Regions from separate parts of the Homo sapiens genome. Here all the other regions are linked to region 3. The links are chromatin contacts, found by Hi-C in ENCODE. All regions are on one chromosome and are shown on one strand. Each heading gives the region's core, a stretch centred on a gene start or an enhancer-like site at or near the end of the contact. The rest is flanking DNA. Distances are from core to core; before and after follow the strand shown. Region 1 holds the start of CAMSAP1 (calmodulin regulated spectrin associated protein 1). Region 2 holds the start of UBAC1 (UBA domain containing 1). Region 3 holds the start of C9orf163 (chromosome 9 putative open reading frame 163). Region 4 holds the start of NOXA1 (NADPH oxidase activator 1).

Region 1 (3,410 bases), core at 733-3,232, 580 kb before region 3:
CTCAGTGAGACACTCCACAGCAGCGGAAATGTGGAAAAGTGAAGATGAAGTCAAGAAGAACCTAAGAACGTAACGTGGGATAAGGGAATAACAAAAGCCAGTCTCAGAAAGAGACATCATTGGCAAAGGTGTAAAAACTAGTTCGTGGTGTAAGCACATGCGGCAAAATACAAAGAAAAGCAAAACAGTGACTAACACAAGGTGTGAGGCAGGTGAGCCCACGCAGCCGGCAGTGACTGCAAGATACCCAGGCGTCCGCTCTCGGGCTGTTCTTTGCACCTGACTCAAGTTTCATACCTACATCTTACCAATTCCGTTCTCAAAAACTCATGTGAAGTCTTGGATGTAGCAGTGTTTCTTCCTCATTACAACACAGAAACTAAGGTTCCACTGAGCCAGTAAACAAGAACTGTAAAACTGAAAACTGTCAAAGGAAAAACTCTTTCCCAATTACTACTTACACAGTACAAAAACCAGTTTGAAATAAGGCGAGTTATTTAATCCCTAAAACTTACAAAACGCGTTTGTCCTTATGACTAACTCGAGTCTAGCTGGGGCACAGGCCACTGTCAAACAGGGCAACGCCTACTCAGCGTTTTCCAAACTGGTCAACTGAACTCTTCTCTGGAAGGGCTGTCTCCTTTAGTCTTACTCTAAAAAGGGTAATTTTTCACCAGAATAAAGGCAAATATTTTAAGAATGCTTCAAATGAAAAGAGGATTGCAGAAATATTAACCTTTAATTGTACCTGAAACAAAGCACCTGAAATTAATAAAGAAGTCAGCCACTGACGAGAATCACTAGGTCTGTCCTGTTCCCAGGGCACGAAACAGAAGCGTCTTAATCCACTAAGCACATTAGGGCCTAACAAACTGGACTGAGTAACAAGGTTACCTAGTTCTTCCAAACAGGAATTAACCAAAGGGGATCATTATGATTAAGCACAATGCGCGGAATACGCAATTTCTAGTTGGGGAATTCAACAGCTGACAGCTTGTAAGCATCAAAATTCATAACAAGTGCAAGGCTCGGAATCACAGGTCCAGCACTGGACGATGCCCGGCGCGCCGGGAAGCGGCGCCTCAGACGGCGGCCCCGCGTCCCCATGGTCCCTCCCTGCGCCCAGAACCGGGCAGCTCCTTCCCGCCGCCGCCGCCGCCAACGGGAGGCTGGGGGCACTCCCGAAATAGGAGCGGAAGCCCCGACCCACGCCGCCCTCCGCCGCAGGGACGCCCACTCGCCAGGTGACCGCGTCCCCACGCTCCGCGTTGCCCGGGCGCCGCCAGGACCTCGGAGGCGGCCGGCCCAGCCCCGACCCTGTGCGGACGCGGCACAAAGGCGCGGCGCGCGGACCCCGACCCGGCCGGACCCCGGCCGCGTCCCCCGGCCCCGGCCCGCGCCCCTGGCCCCCGCCCCGCGCCCCTCACCCGGCCCACCTCGGCCGTAGGCCTTGGCGCAGATCCACTGCAGGTTGGCGGCGATCTTGGCGCGCGCCGCGTCGTAGCGGTCCAGGGGCACGAGGTCGGCGGCGCCGTCCGGCGGGGCCTCCATCTTCCTCCAGCCCTCGGCGGCGGCGCGGCCGCTCGCGTCCACCATCTGCAGACAAAGGGCTGAGGCGGCGGCCCGGCCGCAACAAAGGCGCCGCCGCCCCTCGCCGCGCCGGGCCCGGTGCGCCCCGAGCCACCACTCGGCCCCGCAGCCGGCCAGCCGGGAGGGGCGCCCGAGCGCGGCCCCCGCCTCACCTCACAGCCGCCGCCGTCGCCGCCCCCGCGGCTGCTGCATGCTGCGGGCGCTGAGCCCGAGCGGAGGAGGTGCCGAGCCCGCGGCCCAAAGAGGCGGCGGCAGGAGGGCGCGGGCCGGGGGCGGGGGCGGGCGCGGGGGCGGGAGCGGGCCGGGGGCGGTGGCAGCGCGTGCGCGGTCCCGGGTGAGCGGCGGCGGCGGCGACAGCGGCTGAGGCGGTGGCCAAGGAGCGGGAGCGCGCTCACCGCCGGGGCCTCGCACAGGCGCAGTAGGCACCGCCCGCCACCCCGCCCTCGACCCCGCCCCCAGCTCCGCTCCCTTCTCGCGCCTGCCCCGCCCCTTTCCGCAGGCGCAGTAGGCACCGCCCGCCAGCCCGCGCCCGCCCCGCCCCTTTCCGCAGGCGCAGTAGGTGGCACCCGCAGGCCTGTGCCTGCCCCGCCCCTTTCCGCAGGCGCAGTGAGCGTCGACCCGCCCCTCCCCGCCCGCTTCCGCAGGCGCAGTAGGACCCGCCCTGGTCCGCGCCTGCCCCGTTGCTTTCCTCAGGCTCTAAGGCCCGCGGTGTGGAGCGCGGCGTAGGCAGCGGGGAGTGGGCGGCGCGGGGTGGGTGGAGTGGGTCGGCGGCGGGGATCCTGCCGAGCCCGCAGCTGCCCTCTTTTAGCGCCGTGTCTCCTCCCCGGCCCTGGCTCGTCCCACCTCAGCCACAGCCCGGCCCCCTGGCCGGCCGAGGTCTCGCCGCCGGCGCCCTGGGGACCTCGTGGGTGTGGCCGGCGGCGACCTCGGCAGGCGACAGCCCAGCAGACGGGCACCAGGTGGACGTGCCAGTCTCCAGACCCCCGTCCCGGTGCAGGGAAGGTGGGCGTTTGGACCCCTGAGGCAGAAACAGGTGCGGCCCCGCCGGCGCATCCCCCGGAAGGGACGCTGACTTCGTTCCCCTGGAGCCTGCGTCGGGGCCCGCGCTGGGCTGAGAATTACGGGAACGCCGTGAGAGTTTGCATTCCGAGGATTTGGTCTGAGAACCTCACCAGCGAAATAGAGAACTGCCCCCGGGAGAGCCGGCCCACGTGCCGCCCACCGGCGCCTTGACGGCAGGGAGAGGTCGAGCTTCCAGGGAGCGGGCGCCCGGCGCGGGGCTCCCAGCCTGTCTGTACCTGGTCGAGACACCCCGTGCCAGAGGCGGAACATGTATGAAATGCCAGGTGCCCAGAGGACCCAGGCAGTCCGTCATTCACATACCAACCCACGTGCAGGCTTCAATTCAACCTTGAAGCCATTTGGGCCTGGGCTTTTTTGATGACTTATTTGATTCATAGTTTTTTGGTTACTAATTGAGTCTCTTCACTTGTTATAGGTCTGTTGAGATTGTCTATTTTTTCTTGAGTCAGCCGTCTGAAAAGAACACGAGGTGGACAGGGCAGAGCGGTCAAGGAAAGCCATAGGAGGAGGGCACTTATTTGAGCAAAGACCGGCGGGACGTGGGCGTCGAGGGTAAGGATATCTGCAGAAGTACTGTCTTGAGCAAGGAGCACGGCAGACAGAGCCTCTGAGACACGAGAGCCTGGAGTGTAAGAAACACAGTAGAGGCCACTAAGTCGAGAACGCAGGAGCTGGAAGGACTGGTAGGAAATGGGAGGTGGGGACATGGAGGGATGCAGACAGGTCCTGCACAGTCA
Region 2 (3,249 bases), core at 313-2,812, 520 kb before region 3:
GGGCAGAAGAAAAGCAAGAAAGCAGCCAAAACATACCGGCCCTTGAACGCAGGAGGCTCAGCCCCCTCCTTGGTGTGAATCCTGAGGCCAGCACCTCCCAGTTATTCACAGCCAGTGCGTTCCAGAAGGGGGCTTGCCAAGCTTGCCTCTGACAGTTCCAGAACTCCACAGAACCATGCTCACAAAAGCAACTCGAAAGTACTGTATGCGAGCAGCTACTATGGTAAGAACTGAAGTTTATCCTTAGAGACCACACTCAGCTCAAGTGTAACGCACTCAACCTGTCAACACAGATACGTCGTAACTTATCACATGGAGTCGCCACTAGAAAATTGCAGCCTCCTTCAACCTAAATTCTGCCAAGCCCTCAGATCATGTCAGGTATAGACAGGAGGTCAGTCTGACACACAGACAGGCTTCTTAGCTGACCTTACTGAGTCCTTTAGAGACTCGAGAACTAGTTCCAAAAATCAGCAACCTAAGGAACTAAATACACAGGAGTATTTCAGGTGAATAAACTTTAAAAAGTGTCTCCGCGAGGAGACCCTACTCCTGGGACTTCTCTCTTGACCAATTTTACCTCTGCAGAAAAGCAGGGGCGCAGGGCCTTGTCCCGCAGCGGCACTATTTCAGGGACTCCAGCTAAAAGGCACAGTGGCCTGGGGCCAGCCAGGAAAAGAGCTCCAAGCAGCCGGCTCTGCGGGAAAGGGGAAGAGGAAGGAGAAGGGGCCTCTTCATGAAGGAGCCTACGTTAATTCTCAGCTCTCAAAGATGCTGCTGAAAAAAAACCTCACCCCAACAGCAAAAAGGTACAACTGCCGGAAAGTCCCGAGGCCCTGCTCCGTCGGCGACTTCACTCTCCAGGCCTCAGTTTCCCGATCTGCCCCTACCTCCCTGCGTGGCTGCAGAGTTAACTGAGAGGCTGGCGTGTACAGGGCTCGGCCGGGCGGCTGGCACGGGGCGAGCGCTTAGTGACCGGAGTCCGCCGGCCGAAAGGCCAGGCCCGGGACGAGCGTCCAGAGGTGTGGGATCCGAAAGGGGGAGAGTCGGGCAAACGGGCAGGAGGCGCTGCCTCCACCCCCGGAGGAGAGGGCCTGGGAGCTGCGGACTGGGCGGCGGACCCCAGGTCGGGGCGGTTCGGGGACTGAGGCGGGGTCCGCAGTCGGAGGGGTCCGGAGCGGGTGTTGGGGGCAGGGGAGGGGGCCCGGCCTTACGTGCTTGAGGCAGCGCTCCTTGAGCTTCTCCACCGAGGTGTCCTCGGTGGCCTCCTCCAGCCACTCGGCGCCGTCGGACGCGCAGATGTGCAGCCGCAGCACCTTGCCCGCGAAGATCTTCTCCTCCTGCACGAACATCCCGCCGCCGCCGCAGGGGCCTGCGCCCGCCACCCGGGCCCCTGAAGGTCACCGGGAAGGCGGGCGGGGAGGGGGCGGGGCCAGACCGCCCGCGCGCTCCTTCGCTGGGCCGCCGCCCCGCCCCGGCTCCCGTCGGCCGGGCCGCCGTCACTCTCCGCGGCCTCAGCGGTCGCCTCGCTCCCGCCGCCGCAGCAGCCGCCGGGGGCGCGCCGTCGCGGCCGCACCGGAAGTGCGTCACGGGCGCGTCTGGCGCATGCCGGGAGATGTGGTTCTCGGACAGGCGCCTCGCTCCCGCCGCCGGGGGCGCGCTGTGGCCACCGCAAAGGAAGTGCGTCACGGGGCGCGCCCGGAGCATGCCGGGAGCTGTAGTTCTCTGGTAGCTTCGTTCCTCCCCGAGCTGCAGGCGGTTCCCACCCGGGGCACTCACCACGTGGGACCTCATGGGTTCTAAAGGTAAAATACACGCTGGATCCCAAAGAAGTAACGGGAAAAAGGAATGTAAGGCATCTCGATAATGTTTTCATATTGATTACATGTTGAAATAATATTTTGTATCTATTGAGTTAAGAAAAATATGTCATTAAAATTAATTTCACCTGTTTCTTTTAACCTTTTTAAGATAGAATTTTAAATTGCCTACATGGCTGCTGTGATATTTCTTTTGCACTGCACTGCTGTAGAACGGAGGCTCTCCAAAGAACTTGGCTTTAACAAGCCTAGGTCTTTCTAATTCACACGCAGATCAGAGAGTCACTGTTCCTGCGAAGCCTAGGTTTGCGGGGCACCCAGAGGGGAGGGAAGCCGCCCTTGGTGCAGGTGATGCCAGGCAGACTCATTTTCTGTGGGGTGTGACAAAGAGTCTTTGCTTGGCCAAACTTAAGCAGGCTCCTGAACCTTCTACATCATCTGTACACTTCCTTGTAAAATCCAGTTTTAGCGAAGAGCCTTGATAAGTGAGTTTAGCAAGAACTCCCAGCCTCAATATCAGATCACCCTGGACGTCTGGTCAGGTTCCTCGTCCCCCAGGTGCTGTCTGATATCTCCAGCCTCTCTTCAGCAAGAACCCTGTCAGGTCGGTTTAGCCAGAACCGCCCACATCCCTGATGTTTTCTCCTATTAATTTTCCATTCACTGACCCCACCCACTTGCCCTTGCTGTATTGGGAGTTGAGCCTGACCTCTCTCCCCACTGCAAGCCCCCTTGGCAGTGGTCTCTGTACCTAGCTCAACAGTCCTGGATAACGTCTTACTTACCATGCTCCTAAATATGAATTTTGTAGTTCAGGTTAGACCTGACACATTGACTGATCTGTACTCATTCATCCCATTCATTTAAAAAAACTTTACTGCGCAGAGATGAATAAGGCACAGTTCCCGTTCTCAGAGGTTAGCAATCTAACCGGGGAGGCTGTCTCTGCCTCCTGCCTGCAGGCTTTTATTCTGTCCACACCATTTTGCACACACATCCTCATTTTTCTCCTGTGATAATTCCAACCTCGTCCAGATTCCATGTGTCCAGTTCAGCACTTACTAATTGCCTCTCACAGGTGGGAGCCTCTGCTACTCAATGAAAATATGGTAGTGATTAAGACCAGACACCAGGATACAGTCCTGGAATGGGGCATTTTTAACGCAGGAAGCAGAAGTACCGACTGTTAGAGACCGCAGTGGAGGTGGTGGTAGTATCGTGGAAGCTGGTGGAGGAGAAAGGGGAGGAACACCAAGGTGGTGAGTGGAGAGTGGGGGAAGCTAGAGGGCTTGGAGGAGCCGGGTCAGAGCATTAAGACGTTGCTGTGAGAGCCACTAACGGTGTGACCAGGTGGCAGAATGAATGGTGGTGACTGTGGAGGGGACAGGGAAGAGGGCAGGGCATCCTTGCGGGGGAGCAATGCGGAGGG
Region 3 (3,010 bases), core at 402-2,901:
GGAAGCCAGCGACAGAGGAGGCCAGCAGCCTAACACTGATGAAAATGACGAAGACCCTGGTATTCATGAAAGATGCTTACAGAAGAAGAAATCACATTAACATTTACCCACTACCATGACCTCTTGCTGGATTTGGCAAAAAAAGACAAAGAAAAAGAAAAAAAAAGTGCCCACTGCCTCAAAGAAAACTTTAAGTACAATTTTGAGACTCACTGTAGTAACCACTATTAACAGTAAACGAGGAACAAGGAACAAGAAAGACACGCTATTTTGCCTCTTGTCTACAAGATACCAGCACCTGAAACTTAAGAAAGGGGATGAGGAAAAAACGCAGGGAGGCTGCATTGTGCTGAAACTTGCAAAAGTATCACTTCTAGGAAGAACCGTCTGCGGTTCCGTTTGCTTCGTATTGCCACATGGGGGATGGGAAATACCTCTTTGGTTAACATCGGCATCACACATGTAAAACAAAATCTTAATATACAATCCACACCCAACTTACAAGCCATTTAAAAGTGTTCTTAAGCGGCAAAAACTGACTTTAAATGGCTCTGATGTTTCTGAAGGCTCTACTGTAACACTTCCATCACAAAGGGGCGAGCCGGATCACACACACTCCTCTAACCCTCGGCCTCTGTTGCAACATCCTGATCGCCCAATCAAGAAATTACAAACAAACAACTCTGCTCTTTGGTTCAAATGTAAATGTGTCTCTTCACCAGCATCGCTAAGGAAGCCTTCTAGCCGGTGAGGACAAGACACGCTCATTTGAAAAGTTAAGAGTCTTACGAGGGGTGCCTGGGGGTCCAGCCTCCCGCCCCGGGAACCGGCGTCACCGCAGCCCAGCCGGGTCCACGTCAGTCCCTCGAGTCCCACGGCGGCCCGCGCCGCGTCCGGCCTTCCGCTCTGGCCCGGGGGCCCGGACGTCTGTCCCCTCGACCGGCCCCGGCGGGACCCGAGATGCACCGCCCGCTCGGGGCTGGGCCCAGCCGCCTCCTCTCCTCCGCGCCCCGACCTCCACGGCCTGGCTCCGCCGGCCGGCCTCCGCCTTCCTCCTCCCGCGCTCGCCCCCTCACCCGCGCTCGCCCCCTCACCCGCGCGGCTGAGACCGATCCCTCAGGAGCCGCGGGCGAAAGCCCACCCGACGCTGGCGACGAGCACAGACACCTCAGCCGCCGCAGCCATCTTGGCACATCCGGCTCGGGTCTCCGCGGCCGCCGCGCCGCCGACGTGTCCGGCTTACGACATCAGCGCGCGCCCCGCCCCTGGCCCCGCCCCTCGGCTCGTCGGCCCAGACGCGTTCTCTTTCAGCCCTTCACAGCCCATCCCTCGGCCCCGCCCCTCGCCGGCGTCCGTCCTCCCCGCCTCATCCCTCTGTCCCGCCCCCTCTGCCCCCGCCCCTCGCCGGCGTCCGTTCTTCCCCGCCTCATTCTTTCGTCCCGCCCCCCGCCCGTCTTCCACGCCTTATCCTGTAGTTCCCGCTCCCCTTGGCCCCGCCCCTCTTCCGTCGTTCCTCGCCTCATTCTTTCGTCCCGCCCCCTTAGCCCCGCCCGTCGTCCGTCTTTCTCCGCCTCATCCTGTCGTTCCCGCCCCTTTGGCCCCGCCCCTCGGCCGTCCTTCCCCGCCCGTGGCCCCGCCCCCCTCCGGCGTCCGTCTGCCGCCTCACCGCTTGGCCCCGCCCCTCGCCACCTGCCCGGCCAGGCGCGCCGGGGCCGTCCCAGTACGTCGCCCTGTTTACGCTGGCTCTTTCTCCCAGTCTTTTTTCGTTTTAAGATGTGAGAAGAGATGGGATTCTTCAATCAAGGCCACAAGCGGGAAATCAGTCTGCAGGACCGATGCCAGCAGGCTCACGCACCGAGAACGGCTACTCCGCCCAGCTGAGAAGCGCGGGGCCCTGACGCGGGCGCGCTCCTCGCATTCTTCCGTTGGGCTGGGAGGCTGGAGGGCAGGCGGCGGCGGCCGCGCATGCGCCGGGAGCGGCCGGAGCTGCGGGACGCGGAGGGCCGACTGCGCCTGCGCGCTGGTTGCCTGGTTACGGCGTGGCCGCGGGCACCGAGCGGCGCCGGAAGTTGGTCGATGGCTGCCGCCAGTCCCTGGCCAGCGTCCTGGGGTTTCCCCGACGCATCCTCTACTGTCCCTTCGCTCTGCACAGAGGCCCGGGCAGGGAGGGGCGGCCCGGCCACCGCGCGGAGCCGGGTGTCCGCCGACTCGCAAGGGGGACGCGCGGGCTCCTCGTCCCCAAGCTCCGCCCTGCGCCTTTGCTGCGCCGGGCCCTCCCAGGCCCACCCTGGCCCCAGCCCTGCTGTCCTCCCGGGGAGGTGCGGCCTACTCGGTTCGTTCCCCCGGCCGCCAGCCCCACAGGGGCGCTGGGGTCCCAGCCTTGGCTGAGTGCACGTCGGTGGCGAGTGGGCCCGGGCGCTCGGGCGGCCAGAGCGACCCAGCGGAGGGGTGAGGCGGGTAGGCGCTCCTGTGCCTGCCACGGCCAGGCCAGGCAGCATCCACGCCCTCCCGCGGAAGATCGCAGGGAACAGGTGGGCACTATCCTCTGTGCCCTCATTTTTCGGAGGAGCCGAGGGAGGCTGAGCGGTTGAGGAAGCGGCCAGCCATGCCGGGCCCACTCACCTGCACACCTGCCTGGCAAGGGCAGGGAAGAGCCGCGGCCTTCCTCTGCTGCTCCTTCCAGAGGGCAGGCGCCGTGGTGGGGGTGCCCGCCCGATGGCATCGCGGGAGGCTGAGCTCCCAGCAGCGGCTGAGGTCCTCCCTGGGTGGGAGCCACCCTTGTCCCCAGCTGGGCCGGCGGCTGGTGAGGGAGGGGGTGATATCCGTGCCACGCCAGCAGGGCCGCAGGCGGTGCAGGGAGAGCTTCAGTCCGGCTGACGTGGCACCAGGGCCAATCTGCTCAGCTAACATTTGCCTTTCAGGAGTCAGATTCCTGACCTGTTTGAACAGAGTTAGGGAGCACGTGGTAGGGCCCAGCCCCAGCCCCGCTGCCCCCATCTGCTTCTTCCCA
Region 4 (3,101 bases), core at 150-2,649, 940 kb after region 3:
TGTTTCTAAAAACTAGAGATGATTCAACAGGTGACAGCAGTTGTATAAATTAATGACTTCACTGAGACCTCATGTTTGCCACCCTGTAATGCCATTCCAATTCAGTTTGTGGTGTTCTTAAAAAAAAAAAAAAAAAAAAAACTCCCTGAAATGTCTCCTCCTTCCCTGCTTGGCATGGGACAGGACTATGTGGGAATGAGCCTTCCCAGCAAGAGGGGACACTCTGACCCTCAGATTTTGATAATCAATGCTTTCAAGAAGAAAGATTTTGATCAAAAGGGGGGCAAATGAGAAAGAAAAAAATCATTTATCTGAGGAATGTAAAGCCCTTTTAAACTGTGGGCCCAGAAAGCTTGATGTTAAGTGCCAGAAAGCATTTCAAATGAAACCGCAGCCCCTCACTACCCCTCGAGCCAAGTAACTATCCACTGATGACACCAAGCCGTGGTCAATCGCGAACCAATGCCATTTCTACAAGCCAGTGAGCTCCTGGGCAACGTTCGAAACCACCTGCTCTCCGATGGGCTCTGTTTTCTTTAAAAACCTGAGCCTCTGTTTTGTTCTCCGTTGCACCTGGTGACCCAGGCCGCCCTCGACCTCTGTGCCTGAATAAACCCACCGGGCACCACATTCTGACCCTTTTAATTATTTTAGGTTGACAACTAATACAGGACTCAGCGCCGGTGGACAGGAAGCCAGGGCCCCTGCAGGGAGGCGCCCGTCCCTTCTCCCGGGGAGGGCAGGGCGGGCGCGCGCGCGTCCCACCGGGAGCGCCTCCTCCTCGGCGAGGGAGCGAAGGGCCTCCGGGTCCTGTGATGTCCGTGCTCGGAAGGCGCGGAGGAGGGCAGGCCCTGCGGGACAGGGCGGCGGGGTCGCCGGGGTCGGCTCAGCTCCCCGCGGCGTCCGGCTGCTCGGCGGCCTCCGGAGCGGGGCCCTGCGGGAGAACGCACCTTCCCCGCCCCATCGGGGCCTCAGTTTCCCCACCCCGGGAGAGCCGGCGGCCCGCCCCCGGCTCACTCCCAGCTACGGCCCTCACCTCAGGACGCGCACCCGGCCCGGCCCCGCTCTGCCCCCGGCGCCCAGACCGCCCACCTGGCCCGCGCGGCCCGGGGTCGCTCACCTGCGGGGCCGGGACCGCCCCACACCGTCCACGCCCGGCGCGGAACCTTGGCCCGACCGCAGCCGCTGGCCCGGAGGGCTTTATCCGGCGCACCAAGGCCAGCGCGGGCGGGGCGAGGAAGCCGGGCGCACAAAGCTCCCGGCGGAAGTCCGGCCGGGGCGGGGGCCGAATGGGAGGTGGGCGAGGCCTGAGGGTCTGGAGTGGGCGTAGCCGTTTCTGGCGGGGGCGTGGCCTTACCGGGGAGGGGCGGGCGCCTGCCGCCAGGGGGCGCCGCGGGGCAGCGGGGTTGCACCTGGCGCTTGGCGCCCGCACCTCTGCCCGCCTCGGAGACCCCGCAGCCCCGCGCCGCCGCCTGGCCCCGGCCCCGGCCCCTCCGCGGGATCCTGGCCCCTCCTCGAGCGCCGCCACCGGCCGCCATGGCCTCTCTGGGGGACCTGGTGCGCGCCTGGCACCTGGGCGCGCAGGCTGTGGATCGTGGGGACTGGGCCCGCGCCTTGCACCTCTTCTCGGGCGTCCCGGCGCCGCCCGCCAGGCTGTGCTTCAACGCGGGCTGCGTGCACCTGCTGGCCGGGGACCCCGAGGCCGCGCTGCGGGTGAGCGGGGCGTGGGGAGGCCGGTGCGGGCGACGCCTCCGCCTCGAGCCCCTGGGGAGGGCCCAGCGCCCCTCCCCGACCGTCACGGGGTCGCCCTGCCGCCCCCGACCCAGCGAACGCCCCGGCAGGTGGGAGCCGAGCAGGGGGGCCGCACCTGAGCTAAGCGAGGCCGCGCTGGGGGGCGCGGCGGTCACCGGGAGAGGCCGGGGCCCGAGGGTGACTCACACCGGGAAGGGGGAAGCTGCTGGGCTGGGTCAGGCCCGAGGGACCGCCCTGCCCTAAGGGGAAAGCGTTGCGCCTGTGGTCATGGCCGGGAGACCGGGTCAGTCTCCTCCTCAGAGCCCTCAGCCCTCCCCCAGCCCACTCCCCGAAACAGCCAGGAGTCCAGGGTGCCAGGGTGCAGCGGCCGAGGCCCTGCACGGAGCCCGGTGCCCTTCTCGTGCCCCCTCGCGTTCCGGGGCCGCCTGTTCCTGCGCATCCCAAACGCCAGCGCTGCCCACCCCCGCTCAGTCCCAAGCACCCCGCAGAAGCAGGCAGGTGCCCACGGTTACTGAAGGCTCGGTGACAGCAGTGATTTAAAGGAGAGGGAACTGCGCGCTGTGGGAGGGTCTCCACGCCCCTGACTGGCAAAATATCCCCCTTGGAGGAGACTGGGCAAAGCGCATGAGACCCCCCTCTCTTGTGTCTTAAAGCTGCGTACAAATTTACAATCACCTCCATAATGATTTCATTTTTTTGTTTGTTTCAAAGATGGAGTCTCGTTCTGTCACCCAGGCTGAATGGAGTGCCGTGGCCCAATCTTGGCTCACTGCAACCTCTGCCTCCCGGGTTCAAGCAATTCTCCTGCCTCAGCCTCCCTAGTTGCTGGGAGTACAGGCGCCCACTACCACGCCTGGCTAATTTAGTATTTTTAGTAGAAACGGGTTTCACCATGTTGGTCAGGCTGGTCTTGAACTCCTGACCTCAGGTGATCCACCCTCCTCGGCCACCCATAGTGGTGGGATTACACATGTGAGCCACCTTGTCCGGCCCACAATGATTTCATTTTAAAATGTTATCCAAGAAAGGGAATGTAATCTTTAGACACCAGGTGGTTCAGCAACAAATCCTATGTCCGGGGCTAACCCAGTCACTTGTGCTCTTGTGCCTGGTTTCACTACAGAGAGGGGACGCAGTGAAAGTCATACGACTAACCCACAGCATATGCATGTTAGGAATATGGGAACTTAGGAAAGCAGATGGAACAGCTATGATTCATAAAGCCGATCACGTGAGGGGCAGCCCAGGGTGCAGAGGGTGTCGCTGGAACTGCTGTCTCTTGTTAGGAGCCTTGCGTGACGTTTGGGGCAGACAGGTGGGTTCTGCTGGCCCTGAGCCGCCACCCCACA

The links. Hi-C counts contacts between places; a loop is a spot of excess contacts on that map. Pooled maps may share reads with other maps.
Region 1: a loop to region 3 is called in a map of B cell, with 23 times the contacts of the local background. The contact joins the promoter of CAMSAP1 here to the promoter of C9orf163 in region 3. A Hi-C loop is called at or near these places in 3 of 168 maps with a recorded cell type or tissue (B cell, CD4-positive, alpha-beta memory T cell and naive thymus-derived CD4-positive, alpha-beta T cell), 6 of 37 single-sample maps with no recorded cell type and 12 of 50 pooled maps.
Region 2: a map of naive thymus-derived CD4-positive, alpha-beta T cell shows a loop between it and region 3 (10-fold over the local background). The contact joins the promoter of UBAC1 here to the promoter of C9orf163 in region 3. A Hi-C loop is called at or near these places in 1 of 168 maps with a recorded cell type or tissue (naive thymus-derived CD4-positive, alpha-beta T cell), 4 of 37 single-sample maps with no recorded cell type and 13 of 50 pooled maps.
Region 4: a loop to region 3 is called in a map of gastrocnemius medialis, with 4 times the contacts of the local background. The contact joins the promoter of NOXA1 here to the promoter of C9orf163 in region 3. A Hi-C loop is called at or near these places in 1 of 168 maps with a recorded cell type or tissue (gastrocnemius medialis), 1 of 37 single-sample maps with no recorded cell type and 6 of 50 pooled maps.

Annotation. Positions count from the first base shown.
Region 1 is chr9:135,905,564-135,908,973 of GRCh38, forward strand. CAMSAP1 (calmodulin regulated spectrin associated protein 1) reads right to left here and starts at 1,983. Exons shown (of 17, transcript NM_015447.4): 1 at 1,437-1,983. The coding sequence starts at 1,596. CAMSAP1-DT (CAMSAP1 divergent transcript) reads left to right here and starts at 2,270. Exons shown (of 2, transcript XR_007061860.1): 1 at 2,270-3,356. RefSeq lists an enhancer at 1-475 and silencers at 1,122-1,171, 1,572-1,641, 1,722-1,831, 1,872-2,551.
Region 2 is chr9:135,959,811-135,963,059 of GRCh38, forward strand. UBAC1 (UBA domain containing 1) reads right to left here and starts at 1,563. Exons shown (of 10, transcript NM_016172.3): 1 at 1,215-1,563. The coding sequence starts at 1,352. RefSeq lists silencers at 1,173-1,292, 1,303-1,712 and an enhancer at 1,183-1,683.
Region 3 is chr9:136,481,844-136,484,853 of GRCh38, forward strand. C9orf163 (chromosome 9 putative open reading frame 163) reads left to right here and starts at 1,652. Exons shown (of 1, transcript NR_172629.1): 1 at 1,652-3,010. SEC16A (SEC16 homolog A, endoplasmic reticulum export factor) reads right to left here and starts at 1,197. Exons shown (of 32, transcript NM_014866.2): 1 at 1,095-1,197. RefSeq lists enhancers at 345-1,090, 1,836-2,580 and silencers at 820-1,139, 1,370-1,479, 1,550-1,729, 1,880-2,309.
Region 4 is chr9:137,421,994-137,425,094 of GRCh38, forward strand. NOXA1 (NADPH oxidase activator 1) reads left to right here and starts at 1,400. Exons shown (of 14, transcript NM_001256067.2): 1 at 1,400-1,713. The coding sequence starts at 1,537. EXD3 (exonuclease 3'-5' domain containing 3) reads right to left here and starts at 1,169. Exons shown (of 22, transcript NM_017820.5): 1 at 1,121-1,169. RefSeq lists silencers at 761-900, 911-1,050, 1,071-1,630.